Regions from separate parts of the Homo sapiens genome. Here region 1 is linked to region 2. A link is a loop called in an ENCODE intact Hi-C map of the cell type or tissue named here. Cell type or tissue: ascending aorta. All regions are shown on one strand. Each heading gives the region's core, and the rest is flanking DNA. Links, peaks and the distances in the headings are about the cores only. Region 1 overlaps SH3RF3 (SH3 domain containing ring finger 3). Region 2 overlaps SH3RF3 (SH3 domain containing ring finger 3).

Region 1 (12,055 bases), core at 2,238-10,237, 130 kb before region 2:
TCTCTAACAGATCTGCTCGTGGTTTATCATGGAAGAAGTCTACAGAACTAAAAAGGAGAGGAAACTTCCAAGTGCTCTTTGATGTTGTAATTGTCGTTGCTTTAAACTTTTCCCGTGATCATATGGGATGATTCTGTGTAGGTGAATATTAACAAACACTGTGATAAGAATCTTTCCCTCTATTACAATCACCTTGACATCCTATTTTTTTTTTTTTGAGACGGAGTCTCACTCTTATTGCCCAGGCTGGAGTGCAGTGGCGTGATCTTGGCCCACTGCAACCTCCGCCTCGCGGGTTCAAGTGATTCTTCTGCCTCAACCTCCTGAGTAGCTGGGATTACAGGCATCTGCCACCACGCCTGGCTAATTTTTGTACTTGTAGTAGAGATGGGGTTTCGCCATGTTGGCCAGGCTGGTCTCAAATTCCTGACCTCAGGCGATCCACCCGCCTCGGCCACCCAAAGTGCTGGGGTTATAGGCGTGAGCCACTGCGCCTGGTCGACATCCTATTTTTATAGATTGTTTCCGATGGGTTGTAATCTTCCAAAATGTTGATTGTGTTTCCTGTGGAATTGTATAACACCTGAGTGAACAGATTGTTAATGAAGATGGGTAAATTACCACACTCCCATTGCAACTAATTATATTGCAGCGACTTGGTGAAAATCTTTCTTATTGTTTCATTTCTACAGTCTATGTGCATTTAAAATCACCTGCTGATGGTCTTCAAAAAAATTTGCTAGGTGTTGGGTGTCTCCCTTCTTTTCCCAGTCACATGACTCACACCCATAGAATGGGATCACTCATAGGTGTTGCATAGACCCAGGCTCAAATTAATCATTTTTAAGGAGTGTTCAATTCAGAAAACATCTGGTTAAGCACTTACTGTATGTAAAGCACTGTGCTCTACCTAATCAGAAAATATGAAGAGTATTGTGATACTTTGCCTACTAGATGCCAATATTTTTATGGGGGAGATAATTCTAATTCATTTTAATAGTTGCGTCAGGCGAGGAGTTAGCACATTGTTTCTGTAAAGGGCCAGAGAGTAAATATTTCAGGCTTCTTGGGCCACAAAGAGTCTAACCTCCTCTGTTGTATTCGGAAAGTAGCTGTAGACAGCATATCAAGTGATTGGAGAGAGATCCAGAGGGACAGATTGCCAATGAGAGTAGAGGGTCCCCAACGTGCTATCAACCGGGTAGGAGGAAGGATGCAGTGATGCCACTGGGATGGGTGACACCTAGGACATGTGCTTAAAAAAGTGGACGGGAAGGTTGTTTCTGACATCAAGAGGAAAGGGAGTTGTTGCAAATGGAAAGTAAGTGTGCAATGCCCTGGAGAATCATTAGGAGCTCCGTGAGGACCCTGGAGGGGCCTTGCAGTACCAGCGGAGGTGCTGGTCAGCTTAGTCTCTTGCATACCTACTGTGAATACTATTTAGAAGAAAGTGGGGTGAGTTATAAATCAATGTGTTTGGGTGCGGCCAGGCTGTATTGTTGAGTGATTCATCTTCCATCCTCATTCTCACAGCCTGGGAAAGGGGTAGGGTGCCCCTCCTGAGAGTCTGCTCAGGCTTGACGCTGCCTCCCACATTATGTGACTTGAGGGGCAGGCATTTCCCACCCTTTCACATGAAGAAAGTGGAATTGCAGCAAGAGCAGTCCCAATAATTGGAGCCACTTGCCCATGGCAGTATAGCTGGGTGGTGTGACAGTGAGGACCAGTGCGTTTCTCCTTGAGGTGCTGATGCGAGGGGAAGCCCTGAGCCAGGCTCCAGCAGTCACAGGGATCACAGTCACAGTCACCTGTTGGGCAAAGTCCCCAGGTTGGGACTGAGGATTCCTCTTCTTTGTGGTTATAAAAACAATAACCCTTTAAGGTCACTGAGACCAGCATTTTTGAAACCTTTACTATTATTATTTTCAACAGAAGACCCTTCTGCTTAACAAAAACAGTTGAAAGTGGTGCTTCTCGGATTGACAAAAAGGGCCTCACACTCCAGCCCCTACAAACCCTCCCCCTCCACCTCAACCCCTGCAGTCATTTTGGCGAACACAATTTGAAAAGCATTGAATTTGTCTACCTGCACCTTCACTTTGCAAACCGAGCGACAGAAGTCAACTTTGGTTAATTTTGGACTCAGAGTTCTTCACGGTACCCAATATTGGTTCTTTGAGAGCGGTTCGGTTCTACATATGGCACTAACTCGTCCACTCCACAGGCTACTGAACCTCTTTATGATTCTGTCTGTATCTAAGCAGGGAACCTGTCCCTGGCACTGCAGCTCATGGGATGTTTGGAGAAATCGTGGCTTATTGGAAAGTGATCTGAGATGCTTGGATACAAAAAGCAGAAAATGAGTTTTTAAAAACCTCTTCTTTTGAGCAGGCATCATTCTCAAAATGTGGAGTATTTATAGCATATGTTACTCATAGAAGACATTAACTTCCCAATTATTAAGAGGAAATGCACTTTTATTATTAGAAATTTAATTTGTATTAGCCTGGTATACATTTGTGTTGGATCAGAGTAAGCCTTTCTTATAGAGATTTGGTAATTTCTATGCCTGTGCCAGCGTGGTCCTCATGTGGAATTTCTGTCTTGAAACGGCATGGAATAGTCTATGAGATAAAGAGAGAAGCTGGAAGTAAATATACAGAAGGTAATGCAAATAGGCCTTCCAACTGCAGAGGAAGACTCTTATAGATGACTGCATTTTTCAAGGACTTAAATTTTAAAATCTGGAAACTTATTTCAGTCCCTGGGGCTTCCAGTGCAGCCACCCATGGAAGTCACAGCAGTGACAGACGAGTTCAGACTTTGACAAATATGAATGGTCATTGGGATGGCTTTGATTCACCATACATTTCTCCTGCACCTGTTTCTGTGCACTGATTTTATGAATTTTCAATTTATGACATTCCAGTGATATGCCAGTTACTATCATCATAGCTGTGGTTAAATTAAGGGTGTTTTGCAAGAAGAAGAGGTATTGTGATGAACCTCTTGTGACTTGGAAACCTGCAAGTTGGAAAAGTTGTAATACAGATCCATCAACAGATGTCAATGTGCCAAGAAATTACTTAGTGTGGTTCAAAGGTGAGTAAATAGAAGTTAAAATTATGAAGGAACATTCTTAACTCACAGCAGTTGGATTTTGAATCCCAGAGGAAAGGCCAGAGGTCTCACATTTTAAGAGAACTGGAATCAGGGCAAATTGTCTGCCCTTCCTGGGAAGATCAGCTGAGTGAGTGAGAGAGAAATAGGTTCCTGTCATTTAGCCAGCATTTACATTTTTTTCTTTTAAGGCTTTATTGAGACAGAATTCACATACCGTGAATTCATCCATTCAAAGTGTACAATTCAGTGGTTTTAGTATATTCAACATATAATGTGTAGCCATCGCCACAGTCAATCATAGACCATTTTTATCACTTCTAAAGAAACTGTTCTCCTTACTGTCACCCCAGCTCTGGGCAACTCTGTGGGTCTCCCTATTCTGGGCTTTTCATATGAATGGAATCATACAGTTTGCGGCCTTTTTATATCTGGCTTCTTTCATTCCCCATGATGTTTCTGAAGCTCACCCATGTGGTATGTGCCATTCATTTTTTTAATGCTGCATAGTATTCTGTTGTATGGATGCACCACATTTCTTTCTCCATTCATGAGTTGATGGACATTTGAGTTGTTTCTACCTCTACATTTAATGATGGTCTAGAAAGATCAGTATGTAGTATACATTCTGACCCCAAATCATTATTTTTCTCACAATTAAAGGGAGGGCAATTAAAGGGAAAAGAACATTTGTGCAGTGCTTAGTGCCTTAGAAAGGGTGTTTTCTACCCAGCACCTGATTTAAGTCTCGTCTAGCCCCGGGGATGGGTTTTCTGATAATCTCCGTTTACAGGGTTTGGCAGGCTGCAAGCCTTGCCCCAGGTCTCCTGGCAGGGAAAAAGTGAGGTCAGTTGGAATCCAGCTGCCATGCTCCTTCTGGGGCACCAGAGTGAGTGACTGACTGCTGAAAATAAACTTTTGAAAGTTTTAGAACAGTCTGTTCTGCCTGTGTGTGTGCACAGTGTGCCAAATCTCCAGGTCAGGATATTCTGATAAAAACTCCCCAAGACGCTGGATGCATGGGCAGTTGCTGTTGATGGAGTCACTGTCTCACATGTGTCCAAGCCCTTCCCAGCACTGGTTGGAATCCCTGAAACAGGCACAGGCACTGCCCGTGCAGACCACGTTTCAGGAACTTAGCATCCATCAGCCTCATGACACAGGTGGATTCGTAACACAGATGCCGGTCTTGTGTTTCTTACCTGCAGGGGACTTTCGAAAGCTTGGGCTGCGGTGTCCCCAGCTGTGCCCTGTTCCCCTGATCTGTGTGTCTGCTGCCACCCCTGCTTCCCAGTGGGCTGGGCCTCAACCCCTGCCATCCACAGTCTTCAGCTGCGCTCTCGGCTGGCTGATGGCAGCTGTGTTGAGGCTCTGTAGAATGGAGAAGTCCTCTGACAGGTGGGTGGTGCGCATCTGAGGAGGAGGGGCATTTGCTCCAGCAGCACTGAAGGGCGAGGAGCACCCCCACTTTCAGGGCCCGGCGGGCGGGCTGGGTAGGGAGGGCAGGCACATATGCACACACAGGCACTTTGTATCTTCTGCATATACAGGAAGAGATGGGTTTGGTGATCAGCAGAGCTTAGGTTTCATCAGGGCAGGTGCTGAGCTTCATTCCCTCCACCCTAAACACTGCCCTGCAGGCCGGGGATGCTTCCAATCCTGAATGCTCAAGCTCTGCCCAGAATGTGGTTGTCAGGGCAACCAAAATTCACAGGACGAAAAGATTGAGAAGCTTACAGTGCTTGACATGCCATATAGAGAACCCTTAGCTTGCTACAAACTCAGTTTTTAAAAATGCTACTTGGAAAAGAAAAAAGAAAAAGAAAAAAATCCAAGGAAGGGAGAAAGTAGAGGAGCTGGGGAGGGAACCCCAACTCCAGGATCCTTTTTTGTGGATTTTGAGAACACACAGCTTTTTAGAAGTGGGGGAAATGAAAATGGAAGGGGAAGATGGTGTTTAAAAGGAATCCTAATACCCTGGTTCTTTGACTGAAAAGAAGAGCATTTTACACCTATATTTGTAGCTGGCAGATGGATAAAAACTAATAGGAAAAAAAGGACAATTTGGTTCTCTCTGAAGTAATAAGCTCATTGGAGATGGGGCTAGGAGAGTGATAGGACTAGGACTAGGACTAGGACTGCCTACACTAGGACTGCAGTCCATGGGAACAGGGAGCTAACAGGAGGGTCCCATAGCTAGGGTCATGTGGCAGGCAGTTCCTGGGAGGAAGGAGGGGTGACAGCCAGGACAAGGGGCAAGTGAGGAGCTGCTGCCAAGCTTCCCTGCCCTCTGGGACCAGGCAGGCCCTGGCCTGCGGACACCAGCGTCTGCCACTCATGCCTGAGTGTCAACTGTCGAGTGTCCCCACCCCTTCTTGGCCTTGCCACATAAAGAGCTGTAGGCTTTATTTTGGAAACCTACGTTCTTTAGAGGCCTGCTTAATTAAGTTTCCCATTTGCACCTAACCCTCGCATGCTTGATGGGCTTCCCTTGCTGGAGCTATTTTTGCATCGTTTTCTGGAAGGATGCCTCTTTCCCCGCAGGCAGCCTCTGACCGTGTGCCAGAGAGCTCCGCGTTTGCATCTTATTTTTCTGAGCACTTGCTATTTTTATTTTTTTTGGTACTCATTTGACCTGGACTTCTGATAAGGCGTTTAAAAATAGCCTTTGGACTTCCTGTGGGTAATTGGGCTTCTCAGAATCTCCCCTCTACTTTTAAATACCTGCTGATTTGTGTCGCCTGATCCCGGCATGGAGTCTGGCTATGCGTTTGGAAGGTCTCTCGAATTTCCCTTCCACCTCTCAGGGTTGCATTATCTCATTACTGACTGAGCACCTCGCCCTGCAGCGAGAAGGGCCAGGTACCTTGCGGGCCTTCTGGAGACACCACCAGAAACTCCCATTTGCAGTAGCAAATCTGTACGCACACCTGTTTTTCCAAAGTGGGAATCCAGGTGATGTCGAAGGGCTCCAGAGGGAACGCAGACCACCTGGCTCTAAGCCTCCTTTAATGGGACGAGGGACAGAAGCCGGCAGGCACACGTCCCACTCAGGGTCACATGGCTGGTTGGCCATGGCAGAGCTGCAGCCTGGAGGCCTTGTCCACCCTTGAGGCCATGTCGGGGTGTTTGGGACGGCAGAGACTGCCCACCCTCCTGCATCCGCTGCTCTCCTGGGCCCCTGGGCTGCTCCAGGCCAGCAGCCCTGGATTGGTGTAGCTCCCCTGGCCCCAAGGCCTGGCGTTGGGCTGTGGCTTGCAGGCCTGGCTCGGTCCTACCACTGGTCCTTCTATCATTTAATCCCGTGGCGGGCAGCCTCCTGCTGTGGCATGGCTTCCACAGCCCTTCCTCCATCCTGGGCAGCCCTGCAAGGGAGGACACAGGTGACTCCCTTCCAGTCTGTTTCTAGAGTGTCTGGGACCAGCTACTTAGCACCTGTGCTGAGAGGTCCGTGGGTTTGTCGTCCTGCAAGAGTGGCCCTACATCATGTGGCTGGATGTGGAGTTGGCCTTGAAACTCCGAGTGCTGCTGCGCTGTGGTTGCGGCTGTACCTGGCCTGGCTGGCTGAGGTCTGGTTGCAGTGAGGGGCTGGCTCTGTGAATCCTGAGCTGGTGTGTGCCTCCTCCCGGAGGAGGGAGCTGCACCACATGCCCCGTGGCCTTCTGGGCCTACTTGTGGCCAAATGAGATCAGGCGCCAATAGCATACGGTCTGACTGCTGACTCTTTGGGGCACAACTCACAGGGAGATCCTGCCAAGAGACAGAGGTGGGCCTAGATGGACTTCCTTTGAGGACCCCGGCACATCATAGAGGCTGGCACTACTTGCTGAGTAGTGCGAAGGCTTCCCCTACACAGTGCGCCCCTGTGCTGGGCACTGGGAACAGGTGCTTAGTTTGATTTCCCTTAGCCCTCACCATAGCCCTGTGAGTGGGTGCCACTGTTTTCCCTTTTCTGCAGATGAGTACACTGAGGCACAGAGAGGTGGAAGAACTGGCCCAAGGCAACACAGCTAGTAGAGGCAGAGGTTGGGTTTGAACCTGTGCAGATGGCTCCTGAGCTCCTGCTGCAGCCCTGCGGCCCAGGAAGGCGGTAGTCTTGTTGCCCTTCCTGCCAACTCACTGCAGAATCTCAGGGACCAGGTCAGGGGGCTGCCAGGGTAATTCGTTGGTCGTTAGGGATGCTGGGATGCACTTGGCCTCATTCTGGGAGGGCTGCTGTTCTGCCTGACACAGGAGGGGTTAAGAAGGGAAGGGAAGGGCCAGACCCACTTGGACTTCAGTCTTTCCTCTGCCACTTGCAAGCTGTTTGTCCTCGGGCTGGTGGCTTAATTTCTCTTATCTTGTTTCTTCATCAGTAAATGGGGGTGAGGCTCTCCCCAACCCCAGCAAATGAGACCCTATTTGTGAAGGCTACTCAGGAGTCAGATGCCCATATTCCCACAGCCACCCTTGATGCAGGTGGCCGGGGAGGGGTGGGAGGCCCTTTTAGGGGGACCTGTGCTTGGGGTTTAATGCTCTGCAGTTGCTGTTTTGAGATTCTTGGATATTTACCTTTGCATTTGTGTTTTGTGAGATGTGTTGGGACAGTAAGCCTGCCAGGGCCCAGTAGGGCCGGGTGTGTGCCTTGCTGGAGTAGAAGGGTGGCCCTGGCCCCTATCAGGCTCTGCACTGGCCCTGCCTGAGGAAGCCTGGCATGAAATAGCAAATTAAAAAAATGCTATGGTGGGTTGGGGAGGAACTCCAGGAGAAAGGAAAAAGCCTTACTTTTGCTTTTTGCACAGAAGACTGCACTTGCCTTTTGCATCAAATCCCACAGAGTATGTAGCTGGCCCCTTGGGCAGCCTTGGTTATTTGGCATCTGGGTGAGGCCCAGGAGGTCAGAGGGGTTGAGGTTTTTCACAGAGTTGACCTGTAGTTAAGTAAGCGGCAGGTTTCCAGCAGAGTTGTGGCTAAGCCCAGTCCCCATGCAGTGTGTCAGTTGGGGGTGCTCGGGAGTGTGGAGCCTGCTGTGACATTTGAAGTCTCTCAGTACCCTAAGCAGAACACTTAGAAGTCCTGCCCAGTGCAGGGATGGCCACAGCAGGGACCTTCTGGAACCCTCAAGACATGGCCTGCATAGGTTGTAAATCGAAGCAAACCAGCCAGCCAGCCTGTGATCTAAGCCCTGTGAGATCACAGCTGCAGTGTCATCTCTAAATGACAGGAATTTATGACCCTGAGGAATAAATTATCAACAGTGCAAGACAGGATCACTTCAAACATCCTTGTGACAACTTAAACAAAACTCAGTGAGCAAGGGGTGTGTGCGAGAGGTAGAGGGGCACAGTGGGCTACCTCTTGGGTACCCTGCCCAGCACAGATTGGAGGATGATAGCTGTCTGAGTTTCTCAGGCTGCTATAACAAAATACCACACACTGTGTGGCTTAAACAGCAGACATCGATTTCTGTGAGATGTTTGTTTCTCATAGTCCTGGAGGTGGGAAGTTCAAGGTCAAGCTTCCAGCAGGTCTCATTCCCAGTGAGGGCTGTCTCCCTGGTTTGTAGACAGCCAGTGTCTTGCTCCTCACATGGTGGAGACAGAGAACATTTTTCGTGTCTCTTAAAAGGGGACTAATCCCATTCGTGAAGGTTCCACCCTCATGACCTAATCACCTTCCCAAAGGCCTCACCTCCTGATACCAAACCTAGGAAGTACAGCCTTTGACATACCTAGGCTACGTGGCACAGCCTGTGTTCCCCGGCTGCAGACCTGTGCAGGATGTGACTATACTGAACACCGTAGGCAGTTGAGACATAGTGGCAAATGTTTGCGTAGCTAAATGCAGAAAAGGTACAGTAAAAATACAGTCTTATGGGACCCCATGGTATATGCAGTCATCATGGACTGCAGGTCTTCACGTGGTGTGTGACTGTATTTACATGGTGGCCTTAAGCACCGTCTTGAGTTTTTCTACACAGTTCCACTTAAAAAATGGTCTTGGGGGTCCAGGCATGGTGGTTCATGCCTGTAATCCCAGCACTTTGGGAGGCTGAGGCGGGTGGATCACAAGGTCAGGAGATCGAGACCATCCTGGCTAACACGGTGAAACCCTGTCTGTACGAAAAATACAAAAAATTAGCCAGGCGTGGTGGCGGGTGCCTGTAGTCCCAGCTACGGGAGGTGCTTGCAGTGAGCCGAGATCATGCCACTGCACTCCAGCCTGGGTGACAGAGTGAGACTCCATCTCAAAAAGTAAAATGGAATGGAATGGAATGGAATGGAATGGAATGGAATGGAATGGAATGGAATGGAATGGAATGGAATGGAATGGAATGGAATGGAATGGAATGGAATGGAATGGAATGGAATGGAATGGAATGGAATGGAATGGAATGGAATGGAATGGAATGGAATGGAATGGATGGAATGGAATGGGATGGAATGGAATGGAATGGAATGGAATGGAATGGAATGGAATGGAATGGAATGGAATGGAATGGAATGGAATGGAATGGAATGGAATGGAATGGAATGGAATGGAATGGAATGGAATGGAATGGAATGGAATGGAATGGAATGGAATGGAATGGAATGGAATGGAATGGAATGGAATGGAATGGAATGGAATGGAATGGAATGGAATGGAATGGAATGGAATGGAATGGAATGGAATGGAATGGAATGGAATGGAATGGAATGGAATGGAATGGAATGGAATGGAATGGAATGGAATGGAATGGAATGGAATGGAATGGAATGGAATGGAATGGAATGGAAATAACAAAATTGTCTTGGGGATTAGGGCTTAGATGTAGAAAGCTTAAGTGTACACAACCTTCAGTCTATAGCACCCGCTGTACAGCACGTGTCCCCAGGGACGTTTGCAGTGTCTGGGGACAGTTTTGGTTGTCACAGCTAAGGTGGGGTGGGTGCTGCTGAGCATGCTGTGATGCATGGGACAGCCCCCCACAGAGAAATGTCACCAGTGGCCAGGGTAAGAAACCAGCATTTTCCTTCCAAGCCCTAGTGATGTGGAGGAAATGTTACGGACATGCTCCACATGCTCCTAAGGTGACTTTGTTGGTATGGAATATTTCTAGTTTACAAGAGAACAGAATAAGAAACTCCAGAACACCCCATCTGCAGAGTCGCCAGAGGGGCCCTATCCTGCACCTGTAGTTGGGGCTTTCAGCAAGGTGTTCTCAGTGGGCGTCTGTTTGCTCAGAGGCCTTCCCAGACCCTGCCGCAGAACTCACTAGCAGCCTCCTTTCCATAGGCTCCTTCGTGGGGTTGCCTGTGGTTTTCTGTCATCTGCCTTGTCTTTCTCTCTTTCCCTCCATCTCTGATGGCTTCTGTGTCCTGTGTGGTCCCTGGGTATGGCTGTGACCTTCATTTCCTTTGTAGTCCCCTGTGTCCTGCTCAGTCGGCGGGTCCAAGCCTCCGACTCTGCCCTGTGTGCAGAGCCTCCAGGCTCCCGGCCTCCAGCCTTGCTCTTCTAGGCACCGCCGACCTTTTCCACCTGGAGATGCCACAGCCTCTTAAAGTGAGCTTGTCCCAGCAGCCTGCCCCACCCCTACCTGGCCAAGCTGGAGGCCTCTTTTCTCCTGGTGTCCCTGCACTCCGGTTGGTTCACCTGCTCACAGGCTCTATTTCTTGCTGCCCCTCCTCACCCCTCATGCCCACTCCATGACCAGGTCCTTTAGGGCCGGCTGAGCACAGAAGAAAAACACAGGGCCCTGAGTTCACAGGACAAGAGAAAAGCTTTTCCCCTAAGTGCGGCCTCTCAGCCTGTCATGGGGTTTCCTATGTGCTGTTTCATGTCACTCCTCCTTGGGCCCTGGGTGCTGTTGGGATAGTGCAGACCTCGCAGTGGCCCGGGGCCCACCCACACTGGCACCCGGGCTGCTGCTGGGGACAAAGGGGCAGCAGCAGCAGCTAAGTGGCTGTGGGGACCTGGGTGGGACCCTGTGAGCTGGAGCTCCAGGCTGAAGCAGCCGTGCTCAGGGACTCTCAGTTCTCTCCCCTGTCCCTCAGCACAGACCTTATTTTATATCAGGTACGGCTCTGGCTTCACACGTCTTCCTTCCGGCGGCCTCTGCATGGCTGCAAGATGCACGGTCCTGAAATGATGCTTTAGTTTTGCCTCTTCTGCACTTAAAAACTCATTTTGCAAAGTGAAAATTTTGCTGGCCTTGTATTTGAAGCCTTTCACAGACAGACCCCAGCCCCACTCTCCCACAGGCCTCCCTGATCTGTGACCTAGAACCCACAGGTACATGGCCTGGGCTTTGGGCCTTGGCCCCTTGCCTGTGTGCAGGCTGTTTCCCGGATCTCTCTGTCTCCAGGCACACATCCAGGTATCTCAGCCGCCACAGGCCAGCAGTCCCACCTCTCTCTCTCTTATCTCTCTCTCCCCCTGGCTACCCCAGGCCACCCTTGCTGTCTCCTGCTAGGGTCTCCCCTCCCTGGTTTGGAAGTTGCTCTCCTCCTCTTTCAGTTTTGAGGTCTCTGAAAGTGTGATCTGGGACCATGCCGGGCCTCTCACAGCATGGCCTTCGTTTGGGACGTTTGTGTCAGGAGGCAAGTGTCTGCCCACTTCTCCAGCCCGTCAGCAGCATGGGAAACGCTGCGCCTTGCATGGAGAGCCACGTACAGCCCAGGGGCACAGCCAAGCGGTGAAAGGAGCATTGGTAGGAAATGAGCTTTGGGAAGTGGGTATAAATGCTGCTCAGCTGATCTCTTGGGTTATTTAAATGGGGCATAGTGCCCTCCCTCCAGGGAGAATTATGTCCTGTGTTGCTAAGCCTCCTACCAATGAGTCTGACACATCTGAAATCAATACAAGGACCCGTGGCATCATAAAAAAACTGGTGGAGAAGCAAATGTTTTAATTAAAGTAACCTGTAATATGTCCAAAGGAAACGGGACACAGGCACAGAACCTAGGCCACATTG
Region 2 (12,055 bases), core at 2,766-10,765:
GAAGGGACACTGTCTACTCCATGCTGGGGAGGCCCAGCCCCCCACCCTGCTCTTCCCCTGGGTCTGGGAGGCATAGCTCTGGCAGCAGCCCCGTTCACAGCAGGGACTTGGTTCTAGGTCTCGTTCTGCCGGGCCTGCCTCATCTCTTTCCCTGCTCCTTCTGAGGTACAGAACAGTCAAAGTCCACCTTGGTTTCTGTGACTTGCTGGGCCTGGAAAAAGAGAACTGGCTGAGTTTAAATGACTTCAGGTACATAAATATTAGTTGCTGCAGTTTCTCCACCACGGAATCACAGTGAGGTCAGTGTGGAGTGCGAGGGTGCCTCCCTGTGAACAGGCTTCTGCTCGTGAGTGCCTTTGTAGTGTCCTGGTGCTAACTGGGGATGTATCCTAGGACTTTAAGAACTAGCGCATCCGTCTTGGGTCAGGTTTCTCAGGAAGGCACATAACTGGAGTCCCAGCCAAGAGGAAAGATGTATGTGGCCAGCAGCAGCTCGCTGGCTGCACCGCTGAGGGGACTCGCACAACTCTGCCGCTTGTCCTGATGGATTCTGTGGCAAAGGCCAAGGATGGCCTGCATCTGAACGGAAGGCCAGGCATTAAAAAGCAAAGGGCAGGGAGGATCATCGTGATCCTTTCTCTCCTCTGTTTTTCTAAGCCATGAGCACGCTGAATTTCAGTACGCAAAAAAAAAAAGCCCCCTTTAAGCAGAAAAACCATTCTAGGGACATTGAGAGACTAGAAATCCTTGCCTAATTTCAGATTAAGCAAAACATAAGCATTTGGCAAATGCCGAGATTGTAAAGTTGTGCAAGCAGAAGAATCACTTTGAAATTTGAGCGCAGCCCCAGATGTTCGGGAGCATTTCCATGCGACTGCTCCTCCTAGCGTGACTGGCTGGTGCCTCCCGGCCCCCAGCCCGGTCCCCAGTGCTTGTCCTCTGCCCACTCGCTGCACAGACCTGGGGTGAGGAAGAAATGCCGCCGAGCGCCAGAAGATTAGGAGGGAATTGTGTGAGGCCTCCTCTCAAAGCCAGGGTGGCTCTCGGCATACGCGTTTATCTGAGTGACTGAATCATAGCACAATCATTTTGGCGACCGTGGGATAAACGCTGTGAGAGAACTGTGGTTTGTCCTTGCGGGTGTGTTGGTTCAAAGTCATGTGAGTAGAGCCAGCTCCTGAGGGGATCGTCTCATGCTCACACTGGGGGCAGCATTTGTCTCTTGTCAGCTGTGAGATCAGAGTCCTAGGGAAGCCAGAATGGTCTCTCAGATCATGCCCTGGCCAGAATCCGGGGCTGCCCTGGCCAGCCGCCAGATACTGACCCTTCTGGTCTCATCCAATCTAAAGACAAAGCATGAAAGCCCAGCCCTGACGAGCTCTGGCCTGAGGCCACCCATCCACTCAGAGGCAGACATTGGCTTGGAGAAGAAAGAGGGATGAACTTCTGGAACCAAAGCCAGCTGGAATTCCTTGCCTCTGGTAGGTGAGCCAAGTGAATTCAATATGTAATGAAACTGTACTTCATAACTTCCCTGAGAACATTTGTATTTCAAGTGTCTGTCCCAGAACAGATCAAAGCCCTCTGCTAACTGGGATTACAGATGGGAAAGGAGTGGCTCTCCATCGATCCTGGTGTTTGTATCCTGCCTGGAACAGCTCACTTTAGGGACAGCAGCTGCTTGTAGGTGTCTGCAGAAGAGGCACTCCCATCTCTGCCTAGATGGGGGCATGGCTTAGTAACTCTCCAGTACCCTGTTCTTGGCTGTCGCCCTGTATATGCCAGATAGTGACAGTGGCATCGTTTTGCAGGACCAAGTGTTAAGCTTGCTGCATTTTTTGGAGTTGAGAAAGAGTTGGTTCCTGGCATCGTGATATGAACTCTACATTTATTTCCCCTCTTCCTAAGCCAGTGCAGGTTAGTTGACTGCAAAGAGACAATGTCCTGAGCTGTGTCTGCCTGTGGGCTCAGTGGGGTCCCGGGGATCACCCAGGCATCCTTTTCAGCCTGCTGGGCTGAAAGCTTGGATTTACAAGTGATTCGTTTTCTTACTCTTGCACTTCTGCTGGGGTAGTGACGGTGGTCAAGAGAAACACATGTTAGTACAGATGTGTATTCTGAGTGAGAGGGGGCTCACAGGGCTGAAAACAAGCCCAGTGGGGCTCGTTCCAGAACAGAAAGCCCCACACTCCCCCATCTTCTCTTATCATCCCTGTTGTTTTTAAACATTCCCCTTATCATCTCCTCCTCTCTTTTTAAAGTGTGCGATCTTGAAGAGTGCCGTGCCGGAGCCAAATGGTGTGGGCAGGTGCAGCCTGCCTGCCCCCAGCCTGTCCAGGCCGTGTGTGGCTGTTTCCCTTCACTGCCCAGTCCAATCTGGAGCTTTTTCCAGCCAAACAAAGGCACCTCTGTCCCCTTAGAGGAAAGAGAGCCAGTAGGAGTATCAGCCCATTTGCCCTGCATTTGGGACCTAGAAATCCCCCGGTGGTTACATCTGGGGTCCCTCCTTGCAGGGGCAAGGTGAACGAGCTGCTGTGAGAAGTAAGAGAAGTCAGAGTGGGTGATGGAGAGTGGGGGGTGCTATTCTGGAGGTTCCCAGCTGGAGCTGTTTCCATTCTAGGTCTTCACGGAGCTACTTCCTCGAAGCTGGGGGTGGCCTCTTATGGTCCCTTCCTTAGGCCTGGAACCAAGTCCTACTAGTGCTCCTGTAAAGCCTGTAGAAGCAACACAACTCTTCTCTCACCCCAGTTCTCATGGCCGTCACAGCCCTCGGCTTGCCTCTGCTCGGCTCATTGACTCTAATTCCATTTTTGAGGGCTGCTTTCCGGGCAGAGGAGGGCGGTGGGAATGAGAGCAGAGGTTTCCTTCCTGTTCTCTGCACAGCAGCCAGTGGCCACCTGGACTAGAGAGGGAGGTACAGGCCCTCACCCTTTCCCAAGCCCACCTGAGCAGCAGGTACAACGTTTGATCTCACCACAGTGAGTGCAAAACCATCCTTCCTGCTGGAACCACCGCAGGCGCCCATCCTCGGCAGTGAGCCACAACTTCCTCCTCACGTCTTCTTAACCAAGGCCAGTTATACCCTTTCATGCTCAAAGGGAGGCTGTCCTACCTGCTGGATACATGTTTGTTATCTGGGAGAAGTTTAGGCCTCTCCCCACCTAATCAGAATGTCTAAACCCTCTGCTTACTAGGTCACCAAAATCAGTGCTGGATTCCAGCTCTATAACACCCAATATGCACAACTGTTGTTCTTGTAAAATTACTGGCATTCCTCTTCTGTAAAGATATCAGCCCCGCAGATGAACAGACAAGTAAACAACGTCAGGCAGATGAACTTTCTGCTGGGAGAAAATAAAACTCGAGGCACATTGCTTTGCTTGCTGTACATGGACAGGCAGAGTGGTCAGATGGAATGGCCATGGATTCGGGCACCAGACCAAGATTCAAATCCCTGCCCTACGATACTCATCACCTGGGTTAACCTTCTGAACCACAAACACTTCATCTGTAAAGTGATGGTAATATTGCCATCTTGCAGGGTTTTAGGATATGGATTAGATTGTATGTAAGGCATCTACATACCTACATAGATTGTTCCATGGGAGCTCAAAAATGGCTGCTCTTACTGATAACTTATAGACATGTAAGTAATGATTACTACTGATAATGATTAGTGATAAGTAGTATTCATGGAAGAAAGACTCACGGACACACAAGACGCCATGTGCATGGATGCACCTCTCAAACGCTTCTTTGCAGCTCTTCACATTCTTTGAGGTATGCAGTCAGTAATAGAACTCAAACCTTATATCCTCGGATTCACTTTTAATTAGGCTGTTCTCATTAAAACGCCATTCCTTTATTGTCTTGCCACTTAATTTAGTAAATTGGTAGAGCAAATGTGGCATGCAGATTGCCTCTTCCATACCAGAACGTCATCATTCATTGCCAAAGCCTATGTGGATTAGGAGCATTTGAAGTGGAAATTAGTTGAGTTCAGGGCATACAGTTGTTGAATTTTGATTATCAGCTTATAGTATTTTTAAAATTAGATTATGCTTTGTTTCCATTTAACAAAGGAAGATAAATGTTGTGGTTGATGTTTTTATTAAAATAGAAATTTAACAAACATTCTCCAATAACTGGATGGATTACAGGAGATGAGACAATCAATAGAGGATTACATTTTGCAAAGCCAATTTAGGAACCTTGTCTAGATAAAACCCTCTTGTGGCAGAAGGGATCTGGCAAAAATGAATAAATTTGTAATAAGTGTCAACCCTGGCCCCCTGCCGTGCAACTCAAGTATAGACAGATTTTTGGAGGGAAGATCTACTTCCAACTACTGTTATTCTGCTAGAGAGATGTGTTCGCGAGGGATTGGTCACATTTTGACATCAGAGGCTGGCCATGACAATCCCAAGGTTCTGCCAAATTCCAGTGGATTCCCACTGCTTACTTCAAGTCCCAGTGTGGTCAGGACTTCAGGACTTCTCTGAAGGGGAGATGGGGCCCTTTTCTGGAGGATCAGAGCTCTGAAGATGATTGGTCCTCGTTATTCAGTATGAAAGCAAATACCACATTTCAAGAAGTGGATGGCTCTTTTTAAAATAAGTCACCTTGGCAACTGGAAGGCACAGCAAGGAGCGAGAAAGGGTAAGGGAGAGAAGCGGGGAGAGGGAAAGAATGAGGAAAGGGAAAAAGAAGGGTAAGGAGTAAGGGGGAGGAAGAGAGAGACAAGACACGGATACACAGGAGACTCAGCGCCCCTTCAAGCATTCTGGAATCCCCCGAATAATCACCACTCCTTCTCCCTTCTTGCTGGAACTTTGTGTATTTTGCATTTCCTGTTGAAGTCATAAATCCAGATCCTGCTCTGTAAACCCATGGAGTCTGAGGGCAGCCAGGGCCGGCAGAGGCAGAACATTTCAACATGTGCCGAAATGTTCCCACAGGCAGACTAGGCAGTTGGGGTGGCAGGAATCCAGGAGCCTGAACTAGGAGGCGGGTGAGTTGTCTTTGCCTGAGAGTTGAGCTTAAATCAGCCAATAAAATTGTCCATCTTAAGGAAGCTGAAATTTCTAAATAAGCCTATAAATAATTTCACAAATAGGGCCTGTGCTGTGTAATAGTGTGCACTGATTTTGAGAGTTACTGCAAGAATAAATTTGCTGAATGAATAAATCTGCAGTAGTCGCCAGTCAAATGTCAAAGGCTGGTCTCCAGCAGAAATAACCTTTTAAAAAGGACTCATTAGCTGAGCACACAGGGCACCCACATAAGTGATTTCTAATTCATTAAGAGGTAGATGATCAGCTCATATTTTGCTTTTCCAGCAAATAAGGATTCAAATAAGAACCCTTCTCCAACTCAGAAATCAGGCTTCTGGTGCCTGCAAATCTCCCCACATCAGGATATGGGCAGACAGCTTTATTGCTATCAATTAAAGTTCCATGCACAAACCTTGTAATGTTAAGATGAGGCCAAGAGGTGGCTTTTCCCTGGCTAGATTGGAATTTAGTGAGAGTGGGCAGGCAATATAAAGAGGCCAAATCTGACTGTGGGCAAGGCTGCTGAGCTGTGTTGCAGAGGGATTTTCTTATACCCCTAGGTGGTCTCGTTGAAATGTTTTATCAGAGACAGGAGGGAGCTTGCAGACTTTGTGGGGCTTCTGCTTTTGCCACTGTGCCCGGGCTCCCAGCATATGCTCCAGAGAGAGGCCTCGGCTTCCAGAGACAATGCAATGGGTGGGAAGGGGAGGTGTGTATTTCTAGAGTGGGAAGGAGGGCCGGGGGCCATCAGGACCCTCTGGCTCATCAGGTCTTGGGCTGGGAGTCATTGGGTGTATAGCAGGCACTGACTGGCACAGGGGCAAGTGTCTATGAAGCAGGTGACACAGAGGAAGACAAACTGAAGAAGATACCTGTATGACTCCAGCTATAGGATCCACATATTCACCACAATGGGCATTTGTGTAAATGAAGAATCACAAACACACATATGCACATACTATCCCAAAGAATATTCAGTGAGATTTAGAAAAACAACCAACCCAAGTGCATTCTCTGTTAGTGATTGGTAGCATGCTGTCCCTCTCCAGGAAGAATATTGTAGGTAGTGGTAGATGGGGCATAAGTCTGAGCCCCCAGCGAAGCTTGAACTCAGCTGAATGTGCATCTGCACTGGGGCTGGAGACTCCTGATGTGCATGGGGTTTTGGTGAGGTTGAGCTGTGTGTCCGCCAAGCTCCCTGAGCCTGTGCCTCGAGGAGATAAGGTGAAGGTGGCCTGCTCTTCCACCCTCCTGTAAGAGTGGGCATGAGGATGCTTCTCTAAGCTGTCAACATGTTTTATAGATGTTAATTATTTTTGTTATTTTAGGTCTCCAAATATTTCAGAGTGCTAATCTTTTAGCTTTTCTTATGTTTTTATCTTTTTAAAAGTAATTTGTAGTATAGTGACAGAGCTGTGCAACCACCATCACTGTCTAATTTCAGAAACTTTCCATCACTGTAAAAAGAAATGCCATACCTATCAGTAGTCACTCTCTGTTCCCCTTCCCCCAGCCCCTGGAAAACACTAATGTAATTTCTGTCCCTGTGGATCTTTCTTTCTGGACATTTCTATGAATGGAAGCAGATAATATGTGGCCTTTTGTGTCTTACTTCTTTCACTTAGCATAATATTTTCAAGGTTCGTCTTGGTTGTAGCATGTTTCACTACTTCATGTTTTTATGGCTGAATAATAATCCATTGTGTGGCTAGACCACATTTTGCTTATACCATTAATCAGTGGATGGACATCTGGGATGTTCTCACTTTTTCACCATCACAGGTAGTGCCCTGTGACTATTGATGTACAAGTTTTTTGTGGACAGGTTTCCACTGCTCTAGGAGTAGGGGTACTGGGTCGCATGGTAACTCTCTTTAACCTTCTGAGGGGCTGCCAGGCAGTTGTTCCAAGTGGCTGCACCATTTTCCATTCCCACCGGCAATGTATGACATTCCAGTTTCTCCACATCTTTGTCAACATTCATTATTGCCAGTCTTTGTGATTTTAGCCATCCTAGTGGATGTGAAGTAGTTTTGATTAATCTTTTAGATTTTAAAATAATAATGAAAGTTACAACTGTCATCTTAATAGAAGGAAAACCAGGTTGATGATCTGTTGACTAATATTTGCAAAGTGCTAATAAGCCCTTTGAAGACAGTATTTGAAGAAGGCGAAGTTGATCCTTTCTCCTGGAACTCCTTTCTCCTGGATCCCAAAGCTGTGGATCCCTGCTGGTAGTAAAGTAGATGAAATTAGAATTGCTGCATAAGCGCCAAATGACTTGAAGGAGAGCATGAATGTCCAGACGGGGATAGAGACCAACTATGAATCTGCCTGTAACTCCAAGGACAGTACTCTCCGTCCCTCTCCTTGAGGTGTGTGCAAGCACGCACGCTGGCACACTGTCTCCTGGAAGGAACGGTGGAGCTGTCGCTTCCCCAAACCCTCTCCTCTTGCCATTCCTATACAGTAATGACTAGTATAGACAAATACAATCACACAGTTTTGGCAAGGAAAAGTTTGTTCTGGGAGAGGCCTTTGGCTTGCGTAAGAGATGTTTTTAAAATGTGTGTGGTTTTTGTGTCTTGTTTTTCCTAGAGGCTAGAAGGGAGGATGCCATGGCTCTGACAAGGCCCAAGAGGTCAGGGAGGGGTCCCTTGGCCACATTTCCTCTGCAGTGCTCGGAAACAACTCACTGGTCTTTAATTTTCTGTGAAGATCAGTGTCTCACTTCATCCCTCCAGCTGGCATGGCTGGAGTCAAAGTGAGTCGGTTTACACAGAGTAAGCCAAGAAATCGTAGAATCCCAGGAGTCATTGGATTTCAGGGACTGCCATTTAATTTCTTTCTTTCTTTCTTTCTTTTTTTTTTTTTTTTTTTTTTTTTTTGGAGACCAGGTCTTGCTCTGTCACTCAGGCTGGAGTACAGTGGTGTGATCATGGCTCACTGTAATCTCAAACCCTGGGCTCTAGCAGTCCTCCCACTTCAGCCTCCTGAGTAGATGGGACTACAGGCATGTGCCACCATGTACAGCATATCATTTCCTTTCTTGGTTCCCCGCTTCCCCCAGTGACACAGCCCCTTTACAACATCCCTTAATATGGCTGCTCTGAGTCTGCTTTAATCCAAAACAGTTACAGAACTCACTCACCACTTCCCAAAGCAGCCTGTTCCATTCTCAGCACTGATCGCTAGAAGGTTCTTTTCTATATGCCCACTCATCTCCTGGTTTCCAAGCCAGGCATCACTACATGTTCCTTGGAATGTCCTGCAGACTCTACCAGCCTGGAGTAGTGTGTAGGGGTTCAGGTGCCTGCTGCACCCTCCTTATTACTGCAGGGCAAAGATGCTGGCCCGAGCAGGGACCACACCTCCCTTTGTTCCAAATCACTCCTGGGAAAAAGTTCAGAGAGGGTTGAAAGTATGCATAGTGTTTCCATTAGAAATGAATAGTCTTTCTGCTTTATTTTTAATGATATTTTCACTGTGAACCGTAACGTATATGTCATGTTTAAAGAAGAACAACAACAAACATTAGTATATCTACCATCAGCCTAAGAAATGTGGAGACCTAGAGGCCCTCCAGGGGTATCCTGGGCGTATGCCACATTTTCTCCACCATGGTAAAACATTTAAGGACACACACGTATGTGGGTCTACATTGTTTATTTGATTTTATCTATCTGTTCTTGGTGCTGAATATTACAGATTTAGCCTCAGAAGGTGTTTTTCTGTAACTTGCTTCTTCCACCCAACAAGGAATCAGCTGTGTTGATGTACATAGATGTCGCTCATTTGTTTTTTTATGTAGTGTACAGTTTTTCATGGATCTGAGTATATCATAGACTATCTACTTCACAGTTAATGGGTATTTCAGTTGTTGTTGTTCTTTTTTTTTAATGTTCATGTAGAAGTACATCCTTACCCTGGAGAATACTATGTTCTTTGGAACAGGATGGCTTGGCGATCAGGCAGCACTTTGCACTCCTACCAGCAGTGGTGAGAGACGTTTCCTTCTGCGCCCTTGCCGACACTTGCTGTTGCCAGACTTTTAAATTTTTGCCAATCTGGTGGGTGTGAAATGGCATCTCATTGTGGTTTAATTTGCAGTTCTTGGATTACCAATGCTGTTGAGTCACTTTTCAGGTCTTTGGGGACCATTTGTGTTCATAGCCTTTTCTACAATGCCTGTTTAAGTTAACTTATCTTTTTCTTGAAAGATCTATCTGTTCTTGAAGATAGATGGGTAGTTCTTACCTGGTGTTTACTGCCACTGTTCTAAGTGGTTCTGGATACAGTAACTGTTTCAGTCCTTCCCAATAAAGTAGGTTTTCTTAGGGGGACGCCTGTCTCATGGGAGAGTATCCGTAGGTGCGCACAGCCACTGGCCCAGTGTTCCCCAGCAGGTGAGGGGAGAGCAGGGGCTCACACCTGAGCACGCTGGCTCTACCATTCGGTTCCAGTTCAACTGCTGGGTTATTGACATATTTTGGATGCTAATACCTTGTTTCTGCAATGTGTTGTTAATATCTTCTGTTTATGGATTGTCTTTTTCCTTCGTATTTAATGTCTTTTGATAAATGGAAGGTTTTTAAAAACATTTAAATGTTGTTCCACTGAACATTTATGGTCAGTGTTTTGTGTCTTATTTAAAAATCATTTCCTACCCTGGAGCTTTTTATTAACTTTTAAAAGTTTTATAGTTTTGCTTTTCACATTTAAGATGTTAATTCAGCTAGAAATAATATTGTATATAGGATGAGGTGGAGGACAATTTCTTTTTCCATCTAGATAACCTAACTTGCCAACACCATTGATTAAACAGCCCAGCCTTTCCCTGCCGCTGGTAAATCACATCATCTGCACATGTTTGTGTCTGGACCCTCCCTTCAGTTCCATCGGTCTATTTGTCTATTGTTGATTAAACTATTCTTTTGTAATTACTGTAACTTATTTAAAGCTTTGATATTTTAGCAGGGCAAGGACTTTCACTCTTCCACATACATTTTAAATCAATTTGTCAAGTACTTTGTCAAGTACTTGAAAATCCCGTCGAGATTTAAATTGGAAATGCATTTGAACTATACATCAAGTTGGGAGAAAATTACAGCTTTTCTGAGTCCTCTTACTCAAGAACATCATATTTCTTGCAATTTATTTAGGCCATCTTTAATATCTTTTAGTAAAATTGCATAATATCCTCCATAAAGGAAATGTACATGTTTGGTTAAATTTCTACCTAGTACCACTTAAAATAGCAACAAAAATATAAAGTATTTTTAATTATATATTTTAGCTACTTGTGCATGGTAGATAGAAAAGCAGTTGACTTTTACATATACATACCACTTCCCAGTGTTCCTGTTTTCATGTTTGCCCTTTGCATAAATTTTCTTTTGTGTCAGTTTAGCAATTCATTTCTTTTTCTTGTTATTATGGATACCTTCAAACATACACAATCATGGAGGGTCTAGGACAATGACCCTGTGTCAGGCGATATCCAGCATCAGCAGCTGTCAACATGGTGCCAAGCTTATTCCATATGTCCCTCCACTTTTTTTGTTTTTTGGGGAATCCTTTAAAGAAAATCCCAGGCATCATATTATTTTATCCTTCAATATTTCAGTATGTATTACCAACAGATGAAGTCTTAAAACAAAAAACAGCCAAACCATTGTCACACTGTCAGAATTAACAGTAGTTGCCTGATATTAGTCCATGTGTGGATTTCCCTCATAGTCTCTAAAATGTCTTTTTATGCTTGTTTTGTTCAAACCTGGATTCAAATAAGGTCCACTCATGGCATAGGATTCCATCTCTCTTACTTCTTTCTATTTCTGGAAGTTCCTACTCTTTTCCACCTATTTCCTTCATGCCATTAATCTGTTGAAGAACATAGTCCCTTTCCCTGGAGAGCTGCCCCACCCTTGACTATGTGGGCTGCATCCTCATGGTGCTGTCTCCCCTGCTCCTCCATTCCCTGTATTTCCTGTAAACTGGTAGTTACATCTGAGGACTTGGCTAGATTCATTTGTTTACACATGTTTGTTTTTCTAAGAACACTTTCTAGGTGGGGCTGTGAGCCTCTGATTTCGACAGTGCATTCAGAATCATCTTTGTACTTTCTAATCTAGCGTTCCAGGTTATCCAGGATGCCTAGGTCATGGTACTGATATAGGAAGGGAATTCCAGAAACAGCGTGGGATGATGCCATTCACCATTGTATGCTCCTGGTCATCACTGTGTCCTGTGATCTGTCAGTATGGTCTTCCTCTCCCCCACATTTGTGTGTGTGAACCACAGTGGTTCATGACCACTTTGGTGGCAGGAACATGAAAATATTTCACCTGAACACAGTGTTATCCAGAGGTGGAATGTCTGAGTGTCAAATATATCCCTGGACTCCCAGTTGCCTTCTCCATGCTCTGAGCAGGGCTGAGAGCTGAGGCTTCCCTGGGGTTGTTAACGGGGTGGTCATGACAAGCTTGGCCACGTCCTTCCTCCCACGTCCTGGTGGCTGCTCTGTGGTCTTCTTGAGGAATTGGCCATGTGTCCACAGAGGCAGTCATCTTAGTCCAGTGGCCTGGAATCCTCTCACATTTCTTCTGGGAATATTTATCTCTTCCTTTTCTTACTCTTTCATCTCCAAATGTTCCCCTCTCTCCTACATTGGTTTCTCTCGTGTGGTTTCTCTGCGCATTTGTTTGGTGTTCCCTCTGTGCTCAGCCTTCTCCTGGTTTTCCCAATTACCAGGTCCAGTCTCTGACCAGACCCCATGAAGCCTGGTTGATTGCTTCTAAATCTCTCCATCTGAGAAACATCCTGGAGATGTGGAAAAAAACACAACTCATGAGAGGAAAAGACTTTTGCATTGAGAGCAAATCCGCATGAGGAAAAAGTCAAGCCCCAAAGAATCAAGTGGACCTGCAGGTGGGGTTATTCACCAAGACTTTTTCAATGAGATGTAAATCAGTGGCTTCAAATGGTTCCAGAGGCCATGG

Evidence for each region. Hi-C counts contacts between places; a loop is a spot of excess contacts. Peaks named below come from ENCODE experiments on the same cell type or tissue, not always from the same donor. Only the 100,000 strongest peaks of a DNase experiment are listed, where the experiment ranks them.
Region 1: a loop joins it to region 2, with 2.2 times the contacts of the local background. A loop is called at or near these places in 3 of 110 quality-filtered maps.

What each region holds. Positions count from the first base shown.
Region 1 is chr2:109,189,974-109,202,028 of GRCh38, forward strand. All of the region lies in intron 1 of SH3RF3 (SH3 domain containing ring finger 3), which reads left to right. It also overlaps a transcript of RANBP2 not described here. Among named protein-coding and RNA genes, the nearest start is that of MIR4265, 54 kb to the left of the region's middle. In ascending aorta, for the core only: no CTCF peak of the experiment used is centred there; a DNase peak (open chromatin) is centred at 5,658; H3K4me3 peaks cover 1,070 bases; H3K27ac peaks cover 5,063 bases.
Region 2 is chr2:109,317,417-109,329,471 of GRCh38, forward strand. All of the region lies in intron 1 of SH3RF3 (SH3 domain containing ring finger 3), which reads left to right. It also overlaps a transcript of RANBP2 not described here. Among named protein-coding and RNA genes, the nearest start is that of MIR4266, 9.8 kb to the left of the region's middle. RefSeq lists enhancers at 1-442, 443-1,431. In ascending aorta, for the core only: no CTCF peak of the experiment used is centred there; DNase peaks (open chromatin) are centred at 4,406, 4,955 and 7,715; H3K4me3 peaks cover 531 bases; H3K27ac peaks cover 6,562 bases.